2 separate regions of the Homo sapiens genome follow, and region 1 is linked to region 2. Evidence: chromatin loops called from intact Hi-C (ENCODE). Cell type or tissue: Caco-2. All regions are shown on one strand. Each heading gives the region's core, and the rest is flanking DNA. Links, peaks and the distances in the headings are about the cores only.

Region 1 (16,332 bases), core at 4,124-12,123, 560 kb before region 2:
ACCTAAAAGCTGGGTTTTTGAAAAGGTACACAAAATTGATAAATTTTATCTAAACAAAGATTATATTCATCGGTGAAAAGCTGAAAGCTTTTCTTTTAAGGTCAGGAACAAAATAAAGATGCCTACTCTGGCACCATCTATCCAACATAGTAATAGAATGCCTGGCCAGAGCAATTAGGCAAGAGAAAGGAATAAAAGCCATGCAAATCAGAAGGGAAGAAGTAAAATTATCTCTATTTGGTAATGGCATATCTTATATATTAAAAACTGTTATTTTATAAAAAAGTAAAAACTGACAAATTCAGTAGTTTCATGCTACAAAATTACCACACAAAAAATCAGTAGCATCCCTATATACTAACAACAAACTATCCAAGAAAACAAATTAAGAAAAAAAATCCCATTTACAATTGCATCAAAATAAAGAAATATAATACATAAATAAAATTTTAGGAAGTAAATTTAACCAAAGAATTGGGAGATCTGTGCACTGAAAACTGTAAATCATTGATGAAAAATTGAAGAGGACACCAATAAATGAAAAACTATTCCATGTTCCTAGATTGGAAGAATTAATATAGTTAAAATGTCCATACTACCCGAAGTGATGTATATATTTAATTCAATTTCTATCAAAACTTCATGTTATTTTCCACAGAAATAGAAAAGAAATCCTCAAATTTGTATGGAACCAAAAAAGAGGAAAAAATACTAAAATTTATATGGAACCAAAAAATACCCCAAATAGCAAAAGAAGTCTTAAGCAAAAGGAACAAAGCTAGAGGCATCCCACTTTCTGATTTCAAAGTATATTATGAAACTAATTGTAATCAAAACAGCATGATACTGGTATAAAAAGACACATCAACCTATGGAAGAGAGTAGAAAGTCCAGAAATAACCCCATGTATTTACAATCCTTTTACTTTTGGAAAAAGTACCAAGAACACACAATGAGAAAAGGACAGTCTCTTCAATTAATACTTCTGGGAAAACTGGATATCCCCATACAGAATGAAATTAGACCCTTATCTCACAGCATATACAGGCTGCTCTCCATATTTACTGCTTCTGCATCTGCGGATTCAACCAACCACAGATCAAAAATATTTGACAAAACTAACAATAAAAATAACAATAAAGCAATAAAAACAATACAAATAAAAAACAATACAGTACAGTATATTAACTATTTATATGGCATTTACTTTATATTAAGTATTATAAGTAATCTGGAGGTGACTTAAATTATACAAGAGGATGTGCATAAGTTATATGCAAATACTATATCATTTTATATAGGCATATCTCATTTTATTGTGCTTTGCTTTATTATACTTTGTAGATATTATGGGTCTTTTTTGTCTTGTGTTTGTTTTTTACAAATTGAAGATTTGTGGTGACCCTGTGTGGAGCAACACTATCGGCACCATTTTTCCAACATTATGTGCCCATTTCCTATCTCTGTGACATATTTTGTTAATTCTCACAATATTTCAGACAGTTTCATTATTGTTATATCTGTTATGATGATCTGTAATCAGTGATCTTCAATGTTACTATTGTAATTGTTTTGGTGCACCACAAACTGCACCTATATAAGACAGCAAACTTAATCAATAAATGTTGTGTGTGTTTTGACTCCTCCACTCACTGACTAGTCTATCATCTCTCTTCATCTCCTCAGCCCTCCTTATTCCCTAAGACACAACAATTTTGAAATAAGACCAATTCATAACCCTACAAGTTGCTGCAACATGGATGGAAATGGAGGGCATTTTCTTAAGCAAACTAATACAGCAGCAGAAAACCACATGTTCTCACTTATAAATGGGAGCTAAAAATTGAGTGCACATGACACGAAGAAAGGAACAATAGACCCCAGAGCCTACTTAAGGATGGAGGGTGGGAAGAGGATGAGGATTGAAAAACTACCTGCCGAGTACTGTGCTTACTACCTGGGTGATGAAATAATCTGTACACCAAACTCCCACAACAGGCAATTTACCCATGTAACAAACCTGCACATGTACCCACTGAGCCTAAAATAAAAGTTGGAAAGAAAAAAAAATGACCTTACAATGGCCTCTAAGTATTCAACTGAAAGGAAAAGTTGCACAGCTCTCAATTTAAATCAAAAGCTAGAAATAAAATAAGCTTAGTGAGTAAGGCATGCCAAAAAGCTGAGACAGGCTGAAAGCTAAGCCTCTTATACTAGACTTGTGAGTACAAGTTAGCCAAGTTGTGAGTACAAAGGAAACGTTCTTAAAGGAAATTAAAAGTGCTACTTCGGTGAACACAGGAATGATGAAGTGAAACAGCCTTATTGCTGATATTAAGAAAGTTTGCTTAGTGTGGGTAGATCAAACCAGCCACAACATTCCCTTAAACTAAAGTTGAATCCAGAGTGAGACCCTAACTTTCTTCAATTCTATGAAAGCTGAGAGGGGTGAGGAAGCTACAGAAGAAAAGTTGGAAACTAGCAGAGGTTGGTTCTTGGGATTTAAGGAAAGAAGCCATCTTCACAACATAAAAGTGCAAGATGAAGCAGCAAGTGCTGATGTAGAAGACGTAGCACATTATCCAGAAAATCCAGCTAAGATTATTGATGAAAGTAGCTACATTAAACAACAGATTTTATGTTGGATTCAGCAGCACACATACTGAAACTGGAATGATACAGAAAAAATTAGCATAGCCCCTGCTAAATGATGGCATGCAAATTCATGAAGTATTTCATATTTTTAGCTATAAAGATACTAGAGGCAAGCCTAGGAAAGACTCTTCTAGACATCGGTCTGGGTAGAAAATTCATGACCAGGATCTCAAAAGCAAAACAACAAAAACCAAGATAGTCAGATGGTACTTGATTAAGAAGCTTCTGCACAGCAAAAGAACCAATCAACAGAGTGAACAGACAGCCTACAGAATGGGAGAGGATGTTTGTAAACTATGCATCTGACAGGAAACTAATATCCAGAATTTACAAGGAACTCAAACAACTCAACAACAAACAGATGACCCCGTTAAAGAGTGGCCAGAAGATACTAATAGATATTTTTCAAAAGCAGCATAATTTTTATACATTTGTTGGCTATTTGTATAAAAATCTATTGAAAAATAGAAAATTTTCAAATTTTTATTTTCAATAGATATGTTTCATACAAATAGCTAACAAGCATATAAAAATGCTTAACGTTGTTAATCATCAGAGGAATTTAAATTAATGCCACAGTGGGATGTCATCTTATACCAGTTAGAATGGCTATTATATGAAAAGACAAAAAGTAACAAATGTGGTTGAGGAGGCAGAGAAAAGGGAAGGCTTGTGCACTGTTGATGAGACTATAAATTGGCATAACCTCTATTTAAAACACATGAGGATTTATCAAAGAACCAAAAATGGAGCTGCTGTTTGATCTAGCAATCACACTGCTGGGTATCTACCCAAAGGAAAAGAAATAATTATACCTATCAATAAGATTACTGCACTCATATGTTTATTGCAGCACTATTCATAACAGCAGAGATTTGGATTCAACCTAAGTGTCTATCAGAGGAGGATTGGATAAAGACAATGCATATACACACAATAGAATAATATTTGACCATTAAAAATAATTAAACCATGTCTTTGAAGCAACATGGATGGAACTGGAAGCCATTATCTTAAGTGAAACAACTCAGAAGCAGAAAGAAAAAAAATACTGTATGGTCTCACTTATAAGTGCAAACTAAACAATGTATACATGTGGATGTAATGTATGACTTGGAGACTCAGATGAGTGGGGATGGGAAGAGGGGTGGATGATGGGAATTACCCGATGGGTCCAATGTACATTATTTGGATAGTGGATACACTAAACACCCAGACTTCACAACCAGACAATATAGCCATATAACAAAATTGCACTTGTATCCCTTAAATTTATACAAAACAGGCCAGGCAAGGTGCACTTTGGGAGGCAGAGGCGGGTGAATCACCTGAGATCAGGAGTTCGAGACCACCCTGGCTCACATGACAAAACCCTGTCTCTACTAAAAATACAAATATTAGCTGGGCATGGTGGCACACACCTGTAATCCCAGCTACTCGGGAGGCTGAGGCAGAAGAATCGCTTGAACCAGGGAGGTGGAGGTCACAGTGAGCTGAGATTGTGCCATTGCACTCCAGCCTGGGCAACATGAGCAAAACTCCATCTCAAAAAAATACATATACAAAACAAATGAACGATTTTCAGTGGAGACAAAAAAGGCTTCTATTAGAAGAAGATGCCACCTAGAATTTTCATAGGTAGAGAGAAGTCAATACTTGACTTCAAAGCTTCAAAAGACAAGCCAACTCTCTTTTAGGGGTTAATGAAGCTGATGTCTAGAAGTTGAAGCCAATGCTCATTTACTCAAAAATCCTAGAGCCCCTAAGAATTAATTATGCAAAGTTTACTCTGACTCTGCTCTATATATGGAACAATAAATCCTAAATGACAGTACATTAGTTTATAGCATCATTTACTGAATATTTTAAGCTTATGATTGAGACTTATTGCTAAGAAAAAGAGATTCCTTTCAAAATATTAATGCTGCTTGACAATGCACCTAGTCACCTAAAGTACTGATGGAGATGTACAAAGAGATGAATATGGTTTTCATGCCTACTAACACATCTATCCTGTAGCCCATAGATAAAGGAGTAATTTTGACTTTCGGGTCTTCTTATTTAAGAAATATATTTTGTAAACTATAGCTGCCATAGACAGTAATTTCTCTGATGAATCTGACCTAAGTAAACTGAAAATCTTCTGGAAGGTATTCACCATTCTAGATGTCATTAAGAAAATTCATGATTATGTCAGGAGTCCAAAATACCAACATTAACAAAAGTTTGGAAGAAGTTTATTCCAACTCTTATGGATTACTTTCAGAAGTTTAAGACTTCAGTGAAGTAAGTAACTGCAGATGTGGTAGAAATTAAAAGCGAACTAGACTTAGAAGCGGAGACTGAAGTTGTTACTGAACTAAAATCTCATGATAAAACTTGAATGGATGAGGAGTTGTTTCCTATGGATGAGCAAGAAAGTGGTTTCTTGAGATCAAATCTACTCCGGGTCAAGATGCTGTGAACATTGTTGAAATGACCACAAAGGATTTAAAATATTACATAAATTTAGTTGATAAAGCAAACTGTAGGGTTTGAGAGGATTAATTCCAATTTGGAAAGAGGTTTTATTATGGGTAAAATGCAATCAAACATCACATGCTACAGAGAAATCCTTCTGCAAGGAAGAGTCAATTGATGCGACAAACTTCATTTTTGTTTCATTTCAAGAAATTGGCACAGCCATTCAAACCTTCATCAACCACCACCCTCGTCAGTCAGCAGCCATTAATATCAAAGCAAGACCCTCCACCAGCAAAATGATTATGACTTGCTGAAGGCTCAAATGATCATTAGCATTTTTATCAATAAATAATTCTTAAATTTAGATATGTACTTTGCTTTTTTAAACCTAATTCTATTGTACACTTAATAAATTATGGTATAATATAAACATAACTTTTATATATACTAGGAACCAAAAAAATTGTGTGACTTATTTGTGATATTTGCTTTATTGTGGTAGCCTGATCTAAACCAGCAATATCTTTTAGGCATGCCTTTAAAAGGGACTTGACAGCCTGTGGATTTTGGTATGCTCAGAGAGTCCTAGAAAAAATCCAATGAATACCAATCCAATGAGTTTAATCCCATGAATTCAAGGGACAACTAAACAAAAATCAACTCAAACTGGATAAAATACTTAAATGTAAGACTAGTTATTTTAAAGCTGTTAGGAGAAAACATGTGGGAAAAGCTCCATGACATTAATCTGGGCAATGATTTCTTGAGAAGTATTCCAGAAGCAAATGTAACAAAAGTAAAAATAGATATATAAGATTACATCACACTAAAGAGTTTCTGCATGATAAAGAAAACATTGTGGAAGTCAGTGTGGAGATTCCTCAGGGATCTAGAACTAGAAATACCATTTGACCCAGCCATCCCATTACTGGGTATATACCCAAAGGACTATAAATCATGCTGCTATAAAGACACATGCACACGTATGTTTATTGTGGCACTATTCACAATAGCAAAGACTTGGAACCAACCCAAATGTCCAACAATGATAGACTGGATTAAGAAAATGTGGTACATATACACCATGGAATACTATGCAGCCATAAAAAATGATGAGTTCATGTCCTTTGTAGGGTCATGGATGAAATTGGAAACCATCATTCTCAGTAAACTAAACTATCGCAAGAACAAAAAACCAAACACCGCATGTTCTCAGTCATAGGTGGGAATTGAACAATGAGAACACATGGACACAGGAAGGGGAACATCAGACTCTGGGGACTGTTGTGGGGTGGGGGGAGAGGGGAGGGATAGCATTAGGAGATATACCTAATGCTAAATGACGAGTTAATGAGTGCAGCACACCAGCATGGCACATGTATACATATGTAACCTGCACATTATGCACATGTACCCTAAAACTTAAAGTATAATAATAATAAAATTAAAAAAAATAAAAAATAAAGAAAACATTCATTTTGTAAAGTCAAAAAAAAAAACACATAGTGAAGAGACAACCCGTAGACTGGGAAAAGATATTTTCAAAGCATACATCTGATAAGGGGTTAATATTCAAAATATATAAGCAACTCAATAGCAAGGAAAAAGATAACCTGATTAAAAATTGAGCAAAGTATCTGAACAGACATTTCTCAAAAAAAGATACAATCACCAATAGATATATTTAAAAACATTCAACATCTCTTATCATCAGAGAAATGCTAATTAAAACCACAATGAGATATTGTGGTTTTACCACATACCTGCTAGAATGGCTATTATTAAAAAGACAGATGATAACAAGTGTTAGTGAGGGTATGAAAAAAAAAGAACTCTTGTATAATGTTGATGGGCATGGAAATTAGCATAGCCATTTTGGAAAATAGTATAGAATTTCTTCAAAAAACTAAAAATACAATTACATGTGATGCAGCAATCCCACTTCTGGGCATATATCTGAAGACATTGAAATCAATATGTCAAAGGGATAACTACACCCACATGTTCATTTCAGCATGATTCACAATAGCCGATATACTAAAACAACCAAAGTGTCCATCAATGAATGAATAAAGAAAATGTAGTATATATACACAATTGAATATTACACAGCCTTAAAAACACAATAAAATTCTGTCATTCATGATGACATAAATAGAACTGGAAGATAGTATGCTAAGGGAAATAAACCAGGCACTGAGGGACAAATTCTGTATCATTTTCCTTATATGCGGAATCTAAAAAAGTCAATCTCATAGACGCAGAGTAGAAAAGTGATTACCAGAAGATGGGGGAACGTGGAAGGGATGCAGAAAGAAAAGATGCTAATGAAAGAGTACAAAGTTTCAGACTAGAGATATAAGTTTTATTGATTCATTACACTTCTTGGTAACCACAGTTAATATATTTTATATTTCAAAATTGCTAAAAGAATAGATTTTTAACATTCTTACATAAAAAATGATAAATTTGTGAGGTGATGGATATGTTAATTTGCTTGATTGAATCTTTTAATAATGTATACATAGATTAAAGCATTATGTTGTACTCCATAAATATATACAATTGTTATTAGTTGATTAAAAATAAAATATAAAAAACTGAACCAAGCTAAGACAAAATATATAAACAAAATTTTCTTCAAAGCAGGAAAAAACTTCATTGAAACATATATACACATATACACCAAGGAAACATTGAAATATTTACTTCCTAAGTTATCCTTTTAATTTAGATAATAAACCCTTAACAGTAATAAAGTGCTTATTTAAACTCAGGAAAGTGGCACTTAAACTTAGGAAATTATTTGTCACTCTTTCAGTTTTTGAATGAGTACAGAGAATAAATTTATTGTCAATCAAATGTGTTTTGCATTGTAATAATATAGTTATCTTACACCATAATGTGCTGAAGAAAATATTGAGAATGACTGTCAGAATATTTTATAGAAGTCTAGGATTTTGAAGGATTTCTGAATTCAAATCCCAAACCTTGCAACTGGCCATGTAGTATTAACTAAACATTACTGACTCTCAGTATAAAAGTGAAAACTGGAGAGGAGCCAAGATGGCTGAATAGGAAGAGCTCCGGCCTACAGCTCCCAGCGTGAGCGACGCAGAAGATGGGTGATTTCTGCATTTCCATCTGAGGTACCAGGTTCATCTCACTTGGGAGTGCCAGACAGTGGGCACAGGTCAGTGGGTGCGCGCACCCTGTGCGAGCCGAAGCAGGGCGAGGCATTGCCTCACTAGGGAAGCGCAAGGGGTCAGGGAGTTCCCTTTCCGAGTCAAAGAAAGGGGTGACTGACGCACCTGGAAAATCGGGTCACTCCCACCCGAATACTGCGCTTTTCCGACCAGCTTAAAAAACGGCACACCACGAGATTGTATCCCGCACCTGGCTTGGAGGGTCCTACGCCCACGGAGTCCTCTCGCTGATTGCTAGCACAGCAGTCTGAGATCAAACTGCAATGCGGCAGCCAGGCTGGGGGAGGGGCGCCCGCCATTGCCCAGGCTTGCTTAGGTAAACAAAGCAGCGGGGAAGCTCGAACTGGGTGGAGCCCACCACAGCTAAAGGAGGCCTGCCGGCCTCTATAGGCTCCACCTCTGGGGGCAGGGCACAGACAAACAAAAAGACAGCAGTAACCTCTGCAGACTTAAATGTCCCTGTCTGACAGCTTTGAAGAGAGCAGTGGTTCTCCCAGCACACAGCTGGAGATCTGAGAATGGGCAGACTGCCTCCTCAAGTGGGTCCCTGACCCCCAAGCAGCCTACCTGGGAGGCACCCCCCAGCAAGGGCACACTGACACCTCACACGGCCAGGTACTCCAACAGACCTGCAGCTGAGGGTCCTGTCTGTTAGAAGGAAAACTAACAAACAGAAAGGACATCCACACCAAAAACCCATCTGTACATCACCATCATCAAAGACCAAAAGTAGATAAAACCACAAAGATGGGGAAAAAACAGAACAGAAAAACTGCAAACTCTAAAAAATAGAGCGCCTCTCCTCCTCCAAAGGAACGCAGTTCCTCACCAGCAACGGAACAAAGCTGGATGGAGAATGACTTTGACGAGCTGAGAGAAGAAGGCTTCAGACGATCAAATTACTCTGAGCTACGGGAGGACATTCAAACCAAAGGCAAAGAAGTTGAAAACTTTGAAAAAAATTTAGAAGAATATATAACTAGAATAACCAATACAGAGAAGTGCTTAAAGGAGCTGATGGAGCTGAAAACCAAGGCTCGAGAACTACGTGAAGAATGCAGAAGCCTCAGGAGCTGATGTGATCAACTGGAAGAAAGGGTATCAGCGATGGAAGATGAAATGAATGAAATGAAGCGAGAAGGGAAGTTTAGAGAAAAAAGAATAAAAAGAAATGAGAAAGCCTCCAAGAAATATGGGACTATGTGAAAAGACCAAATCTACGTCTGATTAGGGTACCTGAAAGCAATGGGGAGAATGGAACCAAGTTAGAAAAAACTCTGCAGGATATTATCCAGGAGAACTTCCCCAATCTAGCAAGGCAGGCCAACGTTCAGATTCAGGAAATACAGAGAACACCACAAAGATATTCCTCGAGAAGAGCAACTCCAAGACACATAATTGTCAGATTCACCAAAGTTGAAATGAAGGAAAAAATGTTAAGGGCAGCCAGAGAGAAAGGTCGGGTTACCCTCAAAGGGAAGCCCATCAGACTAACAGCGGATCTCTCGGCAGAAACCCTGCAAGCCAGAAGAGAGTGGGGGCCAATATTCAACATTCTTAAAGAAAAGAATTTTCAACCCAGAATTTCATATCCAGCCAAACTAAGCTTCATAAGCGAAGGAGAAATAAAATACTTGACAGACAAGCAAATGCTGAGAGATTCTGTCACCACCAGGCCCAAGGAAGCACTAAACATGGAAAGGAACAACCAGTACCAGCCACTGCAAAATCATGCCAAAATGTAAAGACCATCGAGACTAGGAAGAAACTGCATCAACTAACCAGCAAAAGAACCAGCTAACATCATAATGACAGGATCAAATTCACACATAACAATATTAACTTTAAATGTAAATGGACTAAATGCTCCAATTAAAAGACACAGACTGGCAAATTGGATAAAGAGTCAAGACCCATCAGTGTGCCGTACTCAGGAAACCCATCTCACGTGCAGAGACACACATAAGCTCAAAATAAAAGGATGGAGGAAGATCTACCAAGCAAATGGAAAACAAAAAAAGGCAGGGGTTGCAATCCTAGTCTCTGATAAAACAGACTTTAAACCAACAAAGATCAAAAGAGACAAAGAAGGCCATTACATAATGGTAAAGGGATCAATTCAACAAGAAGAGCTAACTATCCTAAATATATATGCACCCAATACAGGAACACCCAGATTCATAAAGCAAGTCCTGAGTGACCTACAAAGAGACTTAGACTCCCACACATTAATAATGGGAGACTTTCACACCCCACTGTCAAAATTAGACAGATCAACGAGACAGAAAGTCAACAAGGATACCCAGGAATTGAACTCAGCTCTGCACCAAGCGGACCTAATAGACATCTACAGAACTCTCCACCCCAAATCAACAGAATATACATTTTTTTCAGCACCACACCACACCTATTCCAAAATTGACCACATACTTGGAAGTAAAGCTCTCCTCAGCAAATGTAAAAGAACAGAAATTATAACAAACTATCTCTCAGACCACAGTGCAATCAAACTAGAACTCAGGATTAAGAAACTCACTCAAAACCGCTCAACTACATGGAAACTGAACAACCTGCTCCTGAATGACTACTGGGTACATAACGAAATGAAGGCAGAAATAAAGATGTTCCTTGAAACCAATGAGAACAAAGACATAACATACCAGAATCTCTGGGACGCATTCAAAGCAGTGTGTAGAGGGAAATTTATAGCACTAAATGCCCACAAGAGAAAGCAGGAAAGATCCAAAATTGACACCCTAACATCACAATTAAAAGAACTAGAAAAGCAAGAGCAAACACATTCAAAAGCTAGCAGAAGGCAAGAAATAACTAAAATCAGAGCAGAACTGAAGGAAATAGAGACACAAAAAACCCTTCAAAAAATTAATGAATCCAGGAGCTGGTTTTTTGAAAGGATCAACAAAATTGATAGACTGCTAGCAAGACTAATAAAGAAAAAAAGAGAGAAGAATCAAATAGACGCAATAAAAAATGATAAAGGGGATATCACCACCAATCCCACAGAAATACAATCTACCATCAGAGAATACTACAAACACCTCTACGCAAATAAACTAGAAAATCTAGAAGAAATGGATAAATTCCTCGACACATACACTCTCCCAAGACTAAACCAGGAAGAAGTTGAATCTCTGAATAGACCAATAACAGGATCTGAAATTGTGGCAATAATCAATAGTTTACCAACCAAAAAGAGTCCAGGACCAGATGGATTCACAGCCAAATTCTACCAGCGGTACAAGGAGGAGCTGGTACCATTCCTTCTGAAACAATTCCAATCAATAGAAAAAGAGGGAATCCTCCCTAACTCATTTTATGAGGCCAGCATCATTCTGATACCAAGGCCGGACAGAGACACAACCAAAAAAGAGAATTTTAGACCAATATCCTTGATGAACATTGATGCAAAAATCCTCAATAAAATACTGGCAAAACGAATCCAGCAGCACATCAAAAAGCTTATCCACCATGATCAGTGGGCTTCATCCCTGGGATGCAAGGCTGGTTCAACATACGCAAATCAATAAATGTAATCCAGCATATAAACAGAGCCAAAGACAAAAACCACATGATTCTCTCAATAGATGCAGAAAAAGCCTTTGACAAAATTCAACAACCCTTCATGCTAAAAACTCTCAATAAATTAGGTATTGATGGGACGTATTTCAAAATAATAAGAGCTATCTATGACAAACCCACAGCCAACATCATACTGAATGGGCAAAAACTGGAAGCATTCCCTTTGAAAACTGGCACAAGACAGGGATGCCCTCTCTCACCACTCCTATTCAACATAGTGTTGGAAGTTCTGGCCAGGGCAATTAGGCAGGAGAAGGAAATAATGGGTATTCAATTAGGAAACGAGGAAGTCAAATTGTCCCTGTTTGCAGATGACATGATTGTGTATCTAGAAAACCCCACTGTCTCAGCCCAAAATCTCCTTAAGCTGATAAGCAACTTCAGCAAAGTCTCAGGATACAAAATCAATGTACAAAAATCACAAGCATTCTTATACACCAACAACAGACAAACAGAGCCAAATCATGAGGGAAATCCCATTCACAATTGCTTCAAAGAGAATAAAATACCTAGGAATCCAACTTACAAGGGATGTGAAGGACCTCTTCCAGGAGAACTACAAACCACTGCTCAAGGAAATAAAAGAGGATACAAACAAATGGAAGAACATTCCATGCTCATGGGTAGGAAGAATCAATATCGTGAAAATGGCCATACTGCCAAAGGTAATTTACAGATTCAATGCCATCCCCATCAAGCTACCAATGACTTTCTTCACAGAATTGGAAAAAACTACTTTAAAGTTCATATGGAACCAAAAAAGAGCCCGCATCGCCAAGTCAATCCTAAGCCAAAAGAACAAAGCTGGAGGCATCACACTACCTGACTTCAAACTATACTACAAGGCTACAGTAACCAAAACAGCATGGTACTGGTACCAAAACAGAGATATAGATCAATGGAACAGAACAGAGCCCTCAGAAATAATGCCGCATATCTACAACTATCTGATCTTTGACAAACCTGAGAAAAACAAGCAATGGGGAAAGGATTCCCTATTTAATAAATGGTGCTGGGAAAACTGGCTAGCCATATGTACAAAGCTGAAACTGGATCCCTTCCTTACACCTTATACAAAAATCAATTCAAGATGGATTAAAGACTTAAACGTTAGACCTAAAACCATAAAAACCCTAGAAGATAACCTAGGCATTACCATTTAGGACACAGGCATGGGCAAGGACTTCATGTCTAAAACACCAAAACCAATGGCAACAAAAGACAAAATGGACAAATGGGATCTAATTAAACTAAAGAGCTTCTGCACAGCAAAAGAAACTACCATCAGAGTGAACAGGCAACCTACAGAATGGGAGAAAATTTTCGCTACCTACTCATCTGACAAAGGGCTAATATCCAGAATCTACAATGAACTCAAACAAATTTACAAGAAAAAAACAGACAACCCCATCAAAAAGTGGGCAAAGGACATGAACAGACACTTCCCAAAAGAAGACATTTATGCAGCCAAAAAACACATGAAAAAATGCTCATCATCACTGGCCATCAGAGAAATGCAAATCAAAACCACAATGAGATACCATCTCACACCAGTTAGAATGGCAATCATTCAAAAGTCAGGAAACAACAGGTGCTGGAGAGGATGTGGAGAAATAGGAACACTTTTACACTGTTGGTGGGACTGTAAACTAGTTCAACCATTGTGGAAGTCAGTGTGGCGATTCCTCAGGGATCTAGAACTAGAAATACCATTTGACCCAGCCATCCCATTACTAGGTAAATACCCAAAGGACTATAAATCATGCTGCTATAAAGACACATGCACACGTATGTTTATTGTGGCATTATTCACAATAGCAAAGACTTGGAACCAACCCAAATGTCCAACAATGATAGACTGGATTAAGAAAATGTGGCACATATACACCATGGAATACTATGCAGCCATAAAAAATGATGAGTTCATGTCCTTTGTAGGGACATGGATGAAATTGGAAATCATCATTCTCAGTAAACTATTGCAAGAACAAAAAACCAAACACCGCATATTCTCACTCATAGGTGGGAATTGAACAATGAGATCACATGGACACAGGAAGGGGAATATCACACCCTGGGGACTGTTGTGGGGTGGGAGGAGCGGGGAGAGATAGCATTGGGAGATATACCTAATGCTGGATGACGAGTTAGTGGGTGTAGCGCACCAGCATGGCACAGGTATACATATGTAACTAACCTACACAATGTGCACATGTACCCTAAAACTTAAAGTATAATAAAAAAAAAAATTAAATTAAATTAAATTAAAAAAAAGTGAAAACTGAAAAATGCTAAGTATAGAATTAAATAGATAATATATAACCTATTTTTAGATAAGTCTACTTGTTAGGTGTCTAAATAAATTACAACCCATTTAGGACCTACTTATCTTAATATATTCATAAGGGTGAGTTTGTTTATTATCCACAATATCTGATTCAGAAGTCATCCTTATCCTCGTCCATGGCACCTTACAGCTACATTAAAGCAATTTCTTGCTTATAGATTGGGCTGCTTGGATAGACTAAAAACTCCTTGTAAGCAGTAACTTTCTTAATCATTTTGGTACTGTAAGCACTTTTTTTGTAGCATTTACAAGTGCTCAATAACTGTTTCTTGGCTTTAGTTAAAAAGCCACAACTGATTCTTCAGTGATTTGAAACTCCTAGGCAGATAGTTTAAAAACCCTTTAAAACTTCAGGAACTTTCTAAGAAACAACCAGAGGAGCAATCCCAACCAAACCAAACCAAATAAAATCAGAACATCTGTGTTCTATTATAATTTATTCCCAGAAAAGTGGTTGCCTCATCTGTACTGAATATAAAGGGGTCTCCTGGCTGGTTCTTCAGAGAATTAAAAAGTTCTACTTCTAGATGACCTGAAGGGAAGGTCAGTAGAGTTGATGAGGTTATTTTAAGACATATTAATATAAAGTAATTTGGAAATATTCAGAAGAAGATGACAAGGACAACCCCAGGTTGTAGAGGAGAGGACTGGGTTGGACATTCAGATTGCATTATTACATGAGCTTTAAATGTCTTGTTAGTACTGTTAAAATTTTTTATGCATTTGGGTAGATTTGCCTACAGTATACTATCACTATAACTAGTATATTTATTCAATTAATTTCCAAGTGCAAATAGTGATAACACAGCCATTTTATCAGGGATAAACATATTATTTAAAGAACACACACCTTAACCTAATCATTTGAGTTAATCATTACTCCTGAATTCCTATTACTTGTTATGCTGAATATAAATTTTCATAGATGAAAACTCTTACATAGTGTAAGTTCCTAAAAGTACAAGTGCATAATTCTCCACCAGAGAATGAAAACATTGCTATACAAAATCCATCTGACCTTTAGTTTTAGATAAACAGAAGCTACTACCTGTGTGCAGAATAGACAAGGAGATTCAATGGGAACCTCCTCCTGTACAGCCCAACTGAACAACTGCCAACACAAGCAGAAAAGCAGATCTCTTTTCTATCCTCTGTACTCCTAGGACTTGAATTTGAAGGTCTACCATCTGCATGTGCCTCTTAAGTCCTGGATTTATCACTCCAGGCACCTTCATACACAAACAGGTGGAACTGAGTTCAAAATGCGAAAGCTTTCCCTTCCAACAATCAGAAGTGGTAGATGTGCTGATTCAGTGGAGAATATGTATTTACACATACACAAATGTGTGTTTACTCAAAAAATTGTTTACATATCATATAGGACAGGTTTGGTAGTTCAGCAGTTCAGGAAAAGGGGTACTACCATATTCTTTGTATTTATTTCAAGGGTTTAAAGTTTAAAAAGTCACCTAACTCCAAGAATTTTTCCCTGGGGTTGATGATAACTCTTAAAATTGGAAAACCTATCCCCTTTATTATAGACATTAGGTTCATTGTGGCCAAAAAATAAATAAATAAATAAACTTATGATTAGAGCCGTCTCTAAAGAAGGTAATGATTCATTTAAGTTTTTAAAAATGCTATTAGACCATCCTGGCTAACACAGTGAAACCCCGTCTCTACTAAAAATACAAAAGCAAAATTAGCTGGGAGTGGTGACGGGTGCCTGTAGTCCCAGCTACTCAGGAGGCTGAGGCAGGAGAATGGCGTGACCCGGGAGGCGGAGCTTGCAGTGAGCCGAGATCGCACCACTGCACTCCAGCCTGGGCAACAGAGCGAGAATCTGTCTCGGAAAAAAAAAAAAAAAAAAAAAAAAAGGCTATTAAATGAATTAACAGTATATCTGACTAGTCATTTAATAGTAAGTGATAGCAATTATAATGTTTTATTTATTTATGGTTTCTTCTTTCTAAAAGAAATACACAAATAAAATTTGGTTTATTCACTTATAAATAAATAAATATAGTGAATTTGTCATAATTTGTCATATATAAACTCTAT
Region 2 (16,332 bases), core at 3,011-11,010:
AAAAGGAAAGAAAAAAAAGAAGTAGGATTTTCTCTTTCATATATTTATTCTAATAGGTATAATTTTATTAGCATCTGTCTTATCCATGAGACTGTAAGGCTTATTAGACAGAGGTTATGTCTATTTTTCTTCTTGATTTATTCCCAGTACCAAAGGCAGTACCTAGAAAACATGCACATTAAACCATCATTTGTTAACTGTTTATTATTGAGTTGTATATATCATTAAGTCCTGTAGGATTTTAGAGAGACAGTGATTGCTTCCAGTTGGAGTAATTATAGAAGGCAGTGGAAACAAAATAGCTTTTGAGTTGATCTTGAAGAATGAGTTCGAATTTCAGTAGATGGGGTTAAAAGTGTGTATTTCCATGTTGAGGAGCAAGGGAGTGGAGTTGAGGAAGGAAGGCTATCAGGCAGATAGAATAACACAAAGATAAAATACAAACATATTCAATTATAGCAAGCAAATTAACTGAAATGTGGGATTGGGGAGAAGGATTCCACAATAAAAATAATAATAATAGAACAGAAAGCTAAAAATTCAGATAAGATCAAAATTCAGAAATCCTTGAAATCTAAGCTAAATGTGGAAGGCTTTTGAACAGGTAATGAATAGCATTTTGTGAATCTAAATCTTCTAATAGACTGCAGCAGTTACTGCACCAAAACAATCAAAGCAGAAAACACTAGTTAGGAGACAATTGCAAAAATCCAAGTGGGAGGTAGATAAAGTTATGAAAATGTTTCTGCTAATTAATTTTTGCAAGATTTTTCCTTTAAATCAGCAAATTGTTAATTTTAGGGCTAAGGTGATTTTAGAAATTATCTTGCTCAAACCCCATATTTTTATGATTTAGGAAATTGAGGACTAAAGAGATTCAATGATCTGCCTAAGATTCCAAAGCCAAGACTGGAAGTGGATCTTCTAGTTTCCAGTTCTATTGTTCTTTCTATCTTAAATATATGCCTCCCTCAAGGTGACGCTTTAAATTAAAAGGAATTAACAAAGTAACAAATACAGAAATAGGACCTTTATTGCTACTTCACTAACCGAACAGTAACCTTATTTAATAGATCTTCCCTGCCTTATTTAATAGATCCCACTGAAACATTGTAATAAATGTAATAAAAGGGGAGATTAGGGCAAACATCAGTGGGAAGACATTAATTAGAGAAGGACCTCACCAATTCTCAGTTGACTAATCCTCAAACCCTGTAATTCTCATAAGAAAACTGGCAATCTTGCTTTACTTCTTATTGAAGAGATTTTCCAGCCAAAGAGAGCAGCAAGCTCAAGTAATCAGAATCTCATTAATTTTATTAAATATGCTATAAAGTCTCATAATAAATAATTAAGCCCTATCAGATATCTGATAGTCTTATCCCTTCTTATAGACATAAATAAAATGACAGTGCTTGCAATGAAAATCATAAAAGATAATTGTGATTATTGATGATAATAATACCTTATGTTTGTTTCAAGAGATTTTAAAGCTTTTCAAAGCATGACTGTTGCATCATAATTGGCATACAAAGCATTTATGTCCTAATCTATATAAATAAGTTTCTATCAACTACCTGTTACACCATCACTTGAAAATGGCTAGACAGATTTTCACCAAATTTGGCTTGTGATGGCCTGACTTAAGACATAAAATAATAATTGCTCAACAAATCCAGTGAGGAGGGCCCTCACAGGGGGGGTCTCCAAGGGAGAAGCTTTATCATCCAGAAACTGCCAACAGTGTTTGAAGCTGCACTGGGCAGAATAAACTGAAATACATAGATATAGTCTATGCTTATCTTATTAGGTATTAGAATATGATCCAAGGTTTCTTTTTCACTATTAAAAAATGTTAAAGACTGTCAAGTTTGTTTTTTAAAAATATATCATACATTTCTACTTATATAGGTAAATACTTCTGGCTGTTAGTAAAATTCAAAGTGCTGTAATTTTGTTTCTTTGTTTTTGACTGTACCTGGATTACAAATGCAATACAGAATTTATCATTTCAGTTTATTCTTTTTCATATAGCCATTAAATCAGTTGCTTGATGTGGTAGGCAGAATCTCTCCCCTAAATATGTCCACACCCTAATTCTTGGAACCTGTGAATATGCTAATTTGCATGGCAAAAAGGATTGTGAGAATGTAATTAAAATTACAATCCTTAAAATGTGGTAATTATCATGGATTATCCTGGTAGGCCCAGTGTAATCACATGAGCCATGACTCTGGCCATAGTCAGAGATGTTGCGGAAGGAGAAATCAGAGAGATTTGAAACATGATAGGGAATTGGTTCACCATGATTAGAGGTGACCTATGGAAAGCATGAGAGAGAATTCAACCAGCATCTAGAAGCAAAGACTAGCCCCAGCTGACAATCAACGAGGAACAAGGACCTCAGTCCTACAACCATAAGGAACTAAATTTGGCCAAGAAACTGAATAGCTTGGAAGCAGATTCTTCCCCCCAGAGCCTCCAGTAAGGAATGCAGCCCAGCTGGAACCTGGATTTTAGTCTCGTGAGACCCTAAGCAGAGGGTCCAGCCAAGTCCACAAGGAATTATAACCTACAAAAACTGACAGATTAATATATTTCTGTTGTTTGAAGTTGCTAAGGTTTGGTAATATGTTACAGCAGCAACAAAAAGAAAGAATACACCTGAGTATTCTGGTCAATGTCATTAATTCAGGACATGCCATATGTAAAGTACTATGCTAGAGTAAATGTTTCCTTACCTTGGATGACATACAATCTGGTTAGGAAGGTAAGATAAACATATAAAAATGTAATTAGTAAATCCAGGGAGTAGCAGGAATGCCTAGCAATATCATTTAGGGAAGTCTAGATAAAAGGTAGTTTTTTTTTTCTATGTATAGGGCAATGTTTCTCAAATTATAGCATATATCAGGATCACCAGGAATCTTTTGAAGATCTTATTAAAGATATCTCACTCAGGGCTGGACATGGTGGCTCAGGCCTGTAATCCCAGCACTTTAGGAAGCCGAGGTGGAAGAATCACTTGAAGCCAGGCGTTCAAGACCAGTCTGGGCAACAAGGGGAGAGACCCTGTCTCTACAATTTTTTTTTTTTTAATTAGCCAGACATGGTATCGTGCAACTATAGTCCCAACAACTCCAAAGGCTGAGGCAGGAGGATTGCTTGAGCCTAGGAGTTTGAGGCCACAGTGAGCTATGATGACACCACTGCACTCCAGTCCAGATGACAGAGTAAGAGCCGTCTCTAAAATAAAATAAAATAAAATAAAATAAAATAAAATAAAATAAAATAAAATAAAATAAAATAAAAATAAATAAAGATAAAGATAAAGATATCTCTGATTCAGTAAGTTTGGATGGGACTTGAGAAGTTGCGTTAGCAGATTTCTAGGTGAGACTCGTGCTGCTGATCCTAGGACCATACATTGAGAAGTAGAAAAGGGAAATAGTTTAAGCAAATATTTAAGGCTTAATTAGAAGTTCAAGAATTGTTTAGGGACCATGAGTTGACTTGCATGAAAATGGTGCTTTGCAAAGATTATTGAGGCCATAAATATTCAGAAAATATTTGTAGTTGGGAAGAGATCTAAAACAGAAAAAAAAGGGGGGGAGGGGGGAACCTTGAGAAATGGCAAAATACTATGAGATAAGAAAATATTAGTTAATAATAAATAGAGTAACCTGGCATGTTATACTAAAAGTAATTGATTCTTTAAGCTTTGGAGCATTTTATATTTTTTTCTTCTGTCAATTTTGGTGGTGTTTTTAGAAAACTTTATCCATTTCCTCCAAGCTGTCAAAGTTATTAGTATAAATTTATTTGTAATATCCTTTATTCCCATTTGGATGTCTTTAGTATCTGCAACATTGTTGCCTTTTTCATTATTAATATTGATAATTTGTGTTCTCTTTTGCTTTATCACCCTTAAAAAAGGTTTTCAATCATATTGACTTTTTCAAATAATCAAATTTTGACTGTCAAAACTTTCTTTACATTTATTTTCTCCTTTATTTTGGTTCTTATCTTTATAATTTCCTTTCAATATTTCTGTTTAGTATGATTTGTTGTAGGTGTTTCTAACTTATGAAGATGAAAGCATTAGAACAGTGATTTAAGCCCTTCTTCTCTTCTATTGTATGCATTTAATGCTACAAATTTCCACTGCAATACAGCTGTAGCTGCATTCCATGGGTTTTGCTATATCACATTTTATTATCATTTAATTTGAAATAATTTTTAAAAGTTTATTATTATTTCTTCCTTATCCCACAGGCTTTCATAAGTATTCTGTTTAACTTAAAGACAATTTTGGAATTTTTGATACATTTTGGTTATTATTTTATTACCTTTAGGAAAGCATATTCTGAATTATTTCAATCCTTGCAAATGTATTGAGATTTTTTATGGTCCAATTATAGTAAGTCTGATCAGCATTCCATGTGCATTTGAAAGGAATGTGAATTCTGTCATTGTTGGGCATATTGTTCTATATAAGTCAGTTAGGTCAAATTTGATAATTGTACTATTGAGATCTTCTATACTCCCACTAAGATTTTCATCTGCTTGTTCTCTCAGCTCTTAGGATAGGTCTATTTAAGTCACCAACTCTGATTATGGATTTGTATATTTTTCCTTTTCTTCCAGTTAATTTTTCCTTTATATTTTTTAATGTAATAAAATCATGTTATATACATAAATATTTTTAAGATTGTGACATTGTCCTAGTGGTTTGGCTATCACTTAAAGTCCCTATTTATCACCAATAATGACACAAACTTGACTTTTAAAATTAAAGTAGAATTTCTCTGACATTATTTATTTTGGGCTAGTATATACATGACATGTCTTTTTTAATCCTTTTACTTTCAATCATTATCTTACATTTGAGCTATGTATCTTGTAAGCATTACATAATTTGTTTTCCCCATCATCTACAACTTTAGTCTTTTTCTTTGCATATTTATTCCAATTGCATTAATTTAAGTGCATTTGTTTTTTATCCTTCCTTACCATCCTTGTCTAATCAAACATTTTTTAAAATTATTGTTCCATTTCCTGACTGGTTAAATTGTTAAATATGCCTTCTTTTAGCCATTAATCTATATGTTACAACATGCATCTATTATATTCTCATGTAAATTATTACTACTTTCCTAAAAAAATGCTAAAATCTTGAAGTGCCTTAACTTTACCTTTTTTCTGCCTTTTACATTAATTTTGTATTTTAATTCTACAAATATTTTACAAGTGCTTTATACTCCATAAGACATTATTTTATCACCAGTATTAACCTACAGAGTTACTTTTTCTAGTAGCCTACATTTCTTTTTATATTTTCATTATCTTATGTAGAATCATTTCCCTGTTCATTAAGAATTTTCTCGAGTATTTACTTCAATACAGACATGCTTATGAAAAATTCAGTTTTTATTTGCTTAAAATATCTTTATATCCCACTTCATTTTTGTAGGATATTTACCTGGTCATAGTATTCTAGGTTGGTAGTTATTTTCTTTTAACCCTTTCAATATTGCCTTCTGGCTTATATTATTTGTTAAGAAGACAGATGCAAGTCTTAAAATTATTTATTTAAAGTTAATAATTTTTCTCCAACTTAAAAAAATGTTTCTCTCTGTTCTGGATTTTCAGCAGTTTGACTATGATGTGCTTGTGTGTGTGTGTGTATGTGTGTGTACATGTGTGTGTGTGTGTGTACGTGTCTCTGTGTGTGTGTGTGTATTGGTTTTTTGGTTTTTGTATCCTTTTTGGGGTTTGCTGAGATTTTTGAATCTGTGTGTTTGTGCTTTCATCAGTTTGGGGACACACCAAGCCATTATCAAATATGGTTCTTCCCAATTTTCTCTCTCCTGTTTTGGTTACTCACATTAAACATATATTAGATTTCTTTACTATGTGCCACATCTTTTAGGCTATGTTTTATATTTCCTGTGTTTTTGGTGTGTTTTAATTTTAATACTGTGTGTTGACCTGTATTAACGTTCATCAATCCTATCTTCTGCTGTGCCCCACATGCTGTTAAACTCATTCACTGTGTTCTGAATTTCAGATGTTGTATTTTCAGATCTGCTGTAATGAGAAAACAGTATGCCTGAAAATGCAGCCAATAGAAAGAAATAATAAAATGTAGAGATGTAGAAATACTGGGAATCATGACATTACTTGAGTCTCTGGACCCAGTGCTGCTTGAAGCTAGTACTATCCGTGATCTTTCCAATTACATAAGTCAGTAAATCTTGTTTTTGTTAGTTGGAATTCAGCTTCCAATTACTTGAAACTCAAATAATCCTTACAAGTATAAATCACCAAGTTGGCATTCACTATATGCCAGTTTGTCATCCAGAGGTCCAGAACGGTCCCCAGCACAACAGCCTCTGCCCCATGGAATTGAGTGTGCCACCTTTCTGGCATGTGGATATGGTGACCAATTCAGAAGCCCCCCAAACTCCACCATGCAAAGATTTCTATGGAGGTTTTATTATTTAGGCATGATAAATGAAATCACAAGCCATTGAGGACTGAACTCAATCTCCAGCCACTCTCACCTCCCTGGAGTTAGGGAGACAAAGCTGAAAGTTCTAACTATAATCATGTGGTTAGTTTTTCTTGTGACCAGCCCTCATCCTCACCATCGGTCATCTCACTAGCATACAAAAGATAATAAATTCCAAGGGTTTTAGAACTCCATACCAGGAACCAATAATAGAAAACAATTATTTATTTTTATTATATACAATAAGAAATGAAAATTTTGATATGTAGATTCAATGAAATCCCAATCAAAATCCCAATACATTATTTTGCAGATATCAACCAACTGATTCTAAAGTTTATATGGAGAGGCACCCAGAGTAGTCAACATAATACTGAAGAAGAACAAAGTTGTATGACTGATATTACCAGACTTCAGGACTTACTATAACATACCTACAGTAGTCCAGACACTGTGGTGTTGGTAAAAGAATAGACAAATAGATCAGTGGAACATAATAGAGAACTCAGATACAGAATCACATAAATACAGTCAACTGATCTTTGGAAAAGCAGCAAAGGCAGTACAATAAAGCAAAATAGTCTTTTCAACAAACGGTGCTGGATACTTACATGCAAAAACACTGAATCTAGACACAGGTATTATTCCCTTCACAAAAATAAACTTAAAATGATTAATAGAGCTAAATGTAAAATACAAGAATATAAAACTCCTAGAAAATGAAGTGGGTGAAAATCAAATGACCTTGGGTATGATGATGACATTTTAGATATAATGCCAAGGGTATGATCCATGAAAAAAATAATTGATAAGCTGAACTTCATAAAAAAAAAAAAAAACTTCTGCTCTGTGAAAGACAATGTCAAGAAGATAAGACAAACCAAAGACTGGGAGAAAATATTTTCAAAAGACACATCTGCTAAAGGACTGTTATCCAAAATATATAAAGAACTCTTAAAACTCAACAATAAGGGAGGAGCCAAGATGGCCGAATAGGAACAGCTCCGGTCTACAGCTCCCAGCGTGAGCGACGCAGAAGACAGGTGATTTCTGCATTTCCATCTGAGGTACCGGGTTCATCTCACTAGGGAGTGCCAGACAGTGGCCGCAGGTCAGTGGGTGCGCACACCGTGCACGAGCCGAAGCAGGGCGAGGCATTGCCTCACCTGGGAAGCGCAAGGGGTCAGGGAGTTCCCTTTCCGAGTCAAAGAAAGGGGTGACGGATTCACCTGGAAAATCGGGTCACTCCCACCCGAATATTGCGCTTTTCAGACCGGCTTAAGAAACGGCGCACCACGAGAGTATATCCCACACCTGGCTCAGAGGGTCCTACGCCCACGGAATCTCGCTGATTGCTAGCACAGCAGTCTGAGATCAAACTGCAAGGCGGCAACGAGGCTGGGGGAGGGGCGCCCGCCATTGCCCAGGCTTGCTTAGGTAAACAAAGCAGCTGGGAAGCTCGAACTGGGTGGAGCCCACCACAGCTCAAGGAGGCCTGCCTGCCTCTGTAGGCTCCACCTCTGGGGGCAGGGCACAGACAAACAAAAAGACAGCAGTAACCTCTGCAGACTTAAGTGTCCCTGTCTGACAGCTTTGAAGAGAGCAGTGGTTCTCCCAGCACGCAGCTGGAGATCTGAGAGCGGGCAGACTGCCTCCTCAAGTGGGTCCCTGACCCCTGACCCCCGAGCAGCCTAACTGGGAGGCATCCCCCAGCAGGGGCACACTGACACCTCACACGGCAGGGTATTCCAACAGACCTGCAGCTGAGGGTCCTGTCTATTAGAAGGAAAACTAACAACCAGAAAGGACATCTACACCGAAAACCCATCTGTACATCACCATCATCAAAGACCAAAAGTAGATAAAACCACAAAGATGGGGAAAAAACAGAACAGAAAAACTGGAAACTCTAAAATGCAGAGCGCCTCTCCTCCTCCAAAGGAACGCAGTTCCTCACCAGCAACAGAACAAAGCTGGATGGAGAATGATTTTGACGAGCTGAGAGAAGAAGGCTTCAGACAATCAAATTACTCTGAGCTACGGGAGGACATTCAAACCAAAGGCAAAGAAGTTGAAAACTTTGAAAAAAATTTAGAAGAATGTATAACTAGAATAACCAATACAGAGAAGTGCTTAAAGGAGCTGATGGAGCTGAAAACCAAGGCTCGAGAACTACGTGAAGAATGCAGAAGCCTCAGGAGCCGATGCGATCAACTGGAAGAAAGGGTATCAGCAATGGAAGATGAAATGAATGAAATGAAGCTAGAAGGGAAGTTTAGAGAAAAAAGAATAAAAAGAAATGAGCAAAGCCTCCAAGAAATATGGGACTATGTGAAAAGACCAAATCTACGTCTAATTGGTGTACCTGAAAGTGATGTGGAGAATGGAACCAAGTTGGAAAACACTCTGCAGGATATTATCCAGGAGAACTTCCCCAATCTAGCAAGGCAGGCCAACGTTCAGATTCAGGAAATACAGAGAACGCCACAAAGATACTCCTCGAGAAGAGCAACTCCAAGACACATAATTGTCAGATTCACCAAAGTTGAAATGAAGGAAAAAATGTTAAGGGCAGCCAGAGAGAAAGGTCGGGTTACCCTCAAAGGAAAGCCCATCAGACTAACAGCGGATCTCTCGGCAGAAACCCTACAAGCCAGAAGAGAGTGGGGGCCAATATTCAACATTCTTAAAGAAAAGAATTTTCAACCCAGAATTTCATATCCAGCCAAACTAAGCTTCATAAGTGAAGGAGAAATAAAATACTTTATAGACAAGCAAATGCTGAGAGATTTTGTCACCACCAGGCCTGCCCTAAAAGAGCTCCTGAAGGAAGCGCTAAACATGGAAAGGAACAACCGGTACCAGCCGCTGCAAAATCATGCCAAAATGTAAAGACCATCGAGACTAGGAAGAAACTGCATCAACTAATGAGCAAAATCACCAGCTAACATCATAATGACAGGATCAAATTCACACATAACAATATTAACTTTAAATATAAATGGACTAAATTCTGCAATTAAAAGACACAGACTGGCAAGTTGGATAAAGAGTCAAGACCCATCAGTGTGCTGTATTCAGGAAACCCATCTCACGTGCAGAGACACACATAGGCTCAAAATAAAAGGATGGAGGAAGATCTACCAAGCAAATGGAAAACAAAAAAAGGCAGGGGTTGCAATCCTAGTCTCTGATAAAACAGACTTTAAACCAACAAAGATCAAAAGAGACAAAGAAGGCCATTACATAATGGTAAAGGGATCAATTCAACAAGAGGAGCTAACTATCCTAAATATTTATGCACCCAATACAGGAGCACCCAGATTCATAAAGCAAGTCCTGAGTGACCTACAAAGAGACTTAGACTCCCACACATTAATAATGGGAGACTTTAACACCCCACTGTCAACATTAGACAGATCAACGAGACAGAACGTCAACAAGGATACCCAGGAATTGAACTCAGCTCTGCACCAAGCAGACCTAATAGACATCTACAGAACTCTCCACCCCAAATCAACAGAATATACATTTTTTTCAGCACCACACCACACCTATTCCAAAATTGACCACATAGTTGGAAGTAAAGCTCTCCTCAGCAAATGTAAAAGAACAGAAATTATAACAAACTATCTCTCAGACCACAGTGCAATCAAACTAGAACTCAGGATTAAGAATCTCACTCAAAGCCGCTCAACTACATGGAAACTGAACAACCTGCTCCTGAATGACTACTGGGTACATAACGAAATGAAGGCAGAAATAAAGATGTTCTTTGAAACCAACGAGAACAAAGACACCACATACCAGAATCTCTGGGACGCATTCAAAGCAGTGTGTAGAGGGAAATTTATAGCACTAAATGCCCACAAGAGAAAGCAGGAAAGATCCAAAATTGACACCCTAACATCACAATTAAAAGAACTAGAAAAGCAAGAGCAAACACATTCAAAAGCTAGCAGAAGGCAAGAAATAACTAAAATCAGAGCAGAACTGAAGGAAATAGAGACACAAAAAACCCTTCAAAAAATCAATGAATCCAGGAGCTGGTTTTTTGAAAGGATCAACAAAATTGATAGACCGCTAGCAAGACTAATAAAGAAAAAAAGAGAGAAGAATCAAATAGACACAATAAAAAATGATAAAGGGGATATCACCACCGATCCCACAGAAATACAAACTACCATCAGAGAATACTACAAACACCTCTACACAAATAAACTAGAAAATCTAGAAGAAATGGATACATTCCTCGACACATACACTTTCCCAAGACTAAACCAGGAAGAAGTTGAATCTCTGAATAGACCAATAACAGGATCTGAAATTGTGGCAATAATCAATAGTTTACCAACCAAAAAGAGTCCAGGACCAGATGGATTCACAGCCGAATTCTACCAGAGGTACAAGGAGGAACTGGTACCATTCCTTCTGAAACTATTCCAATCAATAGAAAAAGAGGGAATCCTCCCTAACTCATTTTATGAGGCCAGCATCATTCTGATACCAAAGCCGGGCAGAGACACAACCAAAAAAGAGAATTTTAGACCAATATCCTTGATGAACATTGATGCAAAAATCCTCAATAAAATACTGGCAAACCGAATTCAGCAGCACATCAAAAAGCTTATCCACCATGATCAAGTGGGCTTCATCCCTGGGATGCAAGGCTGGTTCAATATACGCAAATCAATAAATGTAATCCAGCATATAAACAGAGCCAAAGACAAAAACCACTTGATTATCTCAATAGATGCAGAAAAAGCCTTTGACAAAATTCAACAACCCTTCATGCTAAAAACTCTCAATAAATTAGGTATTGATGGGACGTATTTCAAAATAATAAGAGCTATCTATGACAAACCCACAGCCAATATCATACTGAATGGGCAAAAACTGGAAGCATTCCCTTTGAAAACTGGCACAAGACAGGGATGCCCTCTCTCACCACTCCTATTCAACATAGTGTTGGAAGTTCTGGCCAGGGCAATCAGGCAGGAGAAGGAAATAAAGGGTATTCAATTAGGAAAAGAGGAAGTCAAATTGTCCCTGTTTGCAGACGACATGATTGTTTATCTAGAAAACCCCATCGTCTCAGCCCAAAATCTCCTTAAGCTGATAAGCAACTTCAGCAAAGTCTCAGGATACAAAATCAATGTACAAAAATCACAAGCATTCTTATACACCAACAACAGACAAACAGAGAGCCAAATCATGGGTGAACTCCCATTCACAATTGCTTCAAAGAGAATAAAATACCTAGGAATCCAACTTACAAGGGATGTGAAGGACCTCTTCAAGGAGAACTACAAACCACTGCTCAAGGAAATAAAAGAGGACACAAACAAATGGAAGAACATTCCATGCTCATGGATAGGAAGAATGAATATCGTGAAAATGGCCATACTGCCCAAGGTAATTTACAGATTCAATGCCATCCCCATCAAGCTACCAATGACTTTCTTCACAGAATTGGAAAAAACTACTTTAAAGTTCATATGGAACCAAAAAAGAGCCCGCATCGCCAAGTCAATCCTACGCCAAAAGAACAAAGCTGGAGGCATCACACTACCTGACTTCAAACTATACTACAAGGCTACAGTAACCAAAACAGCATGGTACTGGTACCAAAACAGAGATATAGATCAATGGAACAGAACAGAGCCCTCAGAAATAATGCCGCATATCTACAACTATCTGATCTTTGACAAACCTGAGAAAAACAAGCAATGGGGAAAGGATTCCCTATTGAATAAATGGTGCTGGGAAAACTGGCTAGCCATATGTAGAAAGCTGAAACTGGATCCCTTCCTTACACCTTATACAAAAATCAATTCAAGATGGATTAAAGATTTAAACGTTAGACCTAAAACCATAAAAACCCTAGAAGAAAACCTAGGCATTACCATTCAGGACATAGGCATGGGCAAGGACTTCATGTCCAAAACACCAAAAGCAATGGCAACAAAAGCCAAAATTGACAAATGGGATCTAATTAAACTAAAGAGCTTCTGCACAGCAAAAGAAACTACCATCAGAGTGAACAGGCAACCTACAACATGGGAGAAAATTTTCGCAACCTACTCATCTGACAAAGGGCTAATATCCAGAATCTACAATGAACTCAAACAAATTTACAAGAAAAAAACAAACAACCCCATCAAAAAGTGGGCGAAGGACATGAACAGACACTTCTCAAAAGAAGACATTTATGCAGCCAAAAAACACATGAAAAAATGCTCATCATCACTGGCCATCAGAGAAATGCAAATCAAAACCACTATGAGATATCATCTCACACCAGTTAGAATGGCAATCATTAAAAAGTCAGGAAACAACAGGTGCTGGAGAGGATGTGGAGAAATAGGAACACTTTTACCATGTTGGTGGGACTGTAAACTAGTTCAACCATTGTGGAAGTCAGTGTGGCGATTCCTCAGGGATCTAGAACTAGAAATACCATTTGACCCAGCCATCCCATTACTGGGTATATACCCAAAGGACTATAAATCATGCTGCTATAAAGACACATGCACACGTATGTTTATTGCGACACTATTCACAATAGCAAAGACTTGGAACCAACCCAAATGTCCAACAATGATAGACTGGATTAAGAAAATGTGGCACATATACACCATGGAATACTATGCAGCCATAAAAAATGATGAGTTCATATCCTTTGTAGGGACATGGATGAAATTGGAAACCATCATTCTCAGTAAACTATTGCAAGAACAAAAAACCAAACACCGCATATTCTCACTCATAGGTGGGAATTGAACAATGAGATCACATGGACACAGGAAGGGGAATATCACACTCTGGGGACTGTGGTGGGGTCGGCGGAGGGGGGAGGGATAGCATTGGGAGATATACCTAATGCTAGATGACACATTAGTGGGTGCAGCGCACCAGCATGGCACATGTATACATATGTAACTAACCTGCACAATGTGCACATGTACCCTAAAACTTAGAGTATAAAAAAAAAAAAAAAAAAAAAAATACTCAACAATAAGAAAGCACACAGCCTGATTTTTTAAATGTGCCAAAGGCCTTAACTGATGCCTCTCCAAAGAAGATATTCAGATAGCAAATAAGCATACAAAAAGATGCTCTACCTTGTATGTCATTTGGGAAATGCAAGTTAAAACAACAATGTGATACCACTGTTACGCAATTGATGAACCTACATTGACACATCATGATCACCCAAAAGTGAGCAGAAAGGTAAACAAAGCCTCTTTCTTGTGAATGTGAAGAAATGAGAGTAGGATAAAGAGTGTAAAAGTATTAAGAAAAGAATTACTAAAACAAATCAAGCTTTCCCTGGATCACTTCCTATGAAGACATATACAATTCCTCTTTTTAAAAGAAAATTTACCTAAAACCACAATGCATGTATAGTTACCACTTTCCATGGCAGTTCTGATGACATATAAAAATACATTTGAATTGGATTCTGTAAAGCATGTAATTTAAACATTGGTACAACGCTCTAAGTGGGTTTATAGAATCCATGGGTCTAACATATAGGTGAAATCATGTTACGATGGAATTCTTTCAATTATTCAGGTAATTTTATCCCAAACCATGCTCTGCTTACTATAATACTAAGGTGCTGTTATTCAGTGAAATGCTGTTTCTCACTGCTTTTTGTTATTTTCATTGTAAATAAATTCAAGAGCACTACAACTACATATGAATCAGTACATTTTAATGCTTTATTTAAAAATCCATGCTTAAAGTAATGTTGACTTTGTTGCTGCCACTGTAAAATTTTTAAAAACTATGTAAGTGGTCACATCTTCTAACAAGAAACGCATGGTTCACAAACACTTTAAAAACATGCGTTAAACCAATCGTGACTCCTGCGGGTTAAGTGTATGGGTTCCCGGTCAAAACAGATACAATTTCTCATAATATCTGGCCTCTATGCTGGTGTTCTTTATAATGCTATTATAAGAGGTTTCATTAGTCAAAGACATCTTCATCTAAAGCTTCCTTCTGGAAATCATATCCTATTTAATAAATTAGATGTAAAGCTCTTTATTCAGTTAACCACTTTGGATTTATTTATCTTAGATACATTTGGCGTAAAAACCTAAATCAGAAGTGTTTCACCCTGGTAAGGACATATAAAAATAAAATGGTCTTTCTCTCATTTTATTCCTTCCTATTTCCCTTTACCCCGCCTAGATATAATAACCTATTTCTGAAGTAATACGGATAATTCTGTGACAAATCCACTTCAGCCTTGGTAATGCCCTTCGTTTTGACTTCAAAACATTCACTGGCTCTCATGGATTTGTACTATTTAACACCCAGATAAAGGTAAGCTGCCTTTTTTAATAACGATGGATTACATTTTCTCGTTACATGCTCTTATTCAATTGGATTTTTTCAATTTAAGCACATCTATTCTAGGGAAAAATGTAAGTCTGAGAATAATTGTAGTTATTAGAAAAGTAAACATGATGAAACACAAAGTAACATAAACTGAAATTATCTGATTAAATTACTATAAAAAAGACATGTATTTCCATGGAAAAATGATGCAGCTATGTGCTCTGTATTTTCTCTCTCCATTCTTTGTTATAGGACTATGTCATTACTTGTACTTTCTTATAAACAAACATATGTGGAGGATGGGAGATATTTTAAGTAGAAATACAAGTTTGGGCCACGTGCAATCAAAGAAATGTGATGGCATTTTATGTGTGGAGACTGATCTAATAGTCTCTACGCTAACAAATGTGTCAATGTTTTTACCGAAGTTCTTCTTGAATATCAATTCCAGACCTCCAGAGCGTGAGGTTTTCAAATGTGCTAATCCTAATATTCTGATAATATGGCTAAATCTATTAAATTTATTTTGTTCAGTAAACTCAATTCAAATAAAACTGCCTTATTTTAATTGCTCAATAACTCAAATAAAACTGCCTTACAAAACTATACCATTCAATTTGAAACCACTAAAAAGTGTTCCTATATTACTGACAAATGAATATTTTAAAATTATTAAAATCACTTTTAAAATTATTAAATTATTAATTGAGTTAGAGCAGGAATAAATCAGTACTATTTCTAATAATAAAATTAGTTATGATGTTTCCAGCATCAGCATACTAAATGTAGCTATCATTTTACCTCTATTTTCCCTAAACCTCACAAGCATTCTGCAGGAAAGATATGCTGACCTCTTTTCCAGATGGGGACACTGAGGCTGAGAGATGTGAAGTGTCTTACCCTAAACAGCTCAACTAACTAGTTTCTTAAGTAGTATTTGAGCCCTGGTTGACCCAAATCCAAAGTGAATGATCAGCCTAGTACACTACTTAGCCTCTCACATTCCTGGTATCCAATACTGAGACTTGCTCCCAAGTGTTATCCCCTGCTCAGCACCTTGCACAGTGTCCGACATCTACGTAGGTGCTTAGTAAATGTTGAATGGATGAATGAAGCATGCATAAATAAATAAAATGTTAGGCTTGGTAGGGTACAGAACATGACCCACAAATGAAATGTACCCTCACAGTTTCTTAAAGCCAACATACAAAATCCATGAAAGTCTATGTCATTGGCATAAATGTAATTAAAATAACATTCATAGCAGTATATTTCTATTTGAACAATTGATATAAGTTACTCACCTTTTTGAGTACCAGAAAATGTGGTCATATATGTATATGTGTCTATATATATATAATAATCTGAGAAATTAGGCTTATTGATGTCTTCTACTGTTTTTCCTTCAATTCGAGCTTTATTATGATTAATGGAACATTCCCTTTTCCTGTGTCAGAATTAAAACA

Evidence for each region. Hi-C counts contacts between places; a loop is a spot of excess contacts. Peaks named below come from ENCODE experiments on the same cell type or tissue, not always from the same donor. Only the 100,000 strongest peaks of a DNase experiment are listed, where the experiment ranks them.
Region 1: a loop joins it to region 2, with 11 times the contacts of the local background. A loop is called at or near these places in 15 of 110 quality-filtered maps.

What each region holds. Positions count from the first base shown.
Region 1 is chr4:111,328,774-111,345,105 of GRCh38, forward strand. It overlaps the pseudogene RNU6-289P. Among named protein-coding and RNA genes, the nearest start is that of MIR297, 480 kb to the left of the region's middle. RefSeq lists enhancers at 7,880-8,475, 8,476-9,071. In Caco-2, for the core only: no CTCF peak of the experiment used is centred there; a DNase peak (open chromatin) is centred at 8,668.
Region 2 is chr4:111,887,317-111,903,648 of GRCh38, forward strand. All of the region lies in intron 1 of LINC02945 (long intergenic non-protein coding RNA 2945), which reads right to left. LOC105377369 (a long non-coding RNA gene) reads left to right here. Exons shown (of 4, transcript XR_939077.3): 3 at 14,717-14,851. Among named protein-coding and RNA genes, the nearest start is that of LINC02945, 220 kb to the right of the region's middle. In Caco-2, for the core only: no CTCF peak of the experiment used is centred there; no DNase peak of the experiment used is centred there.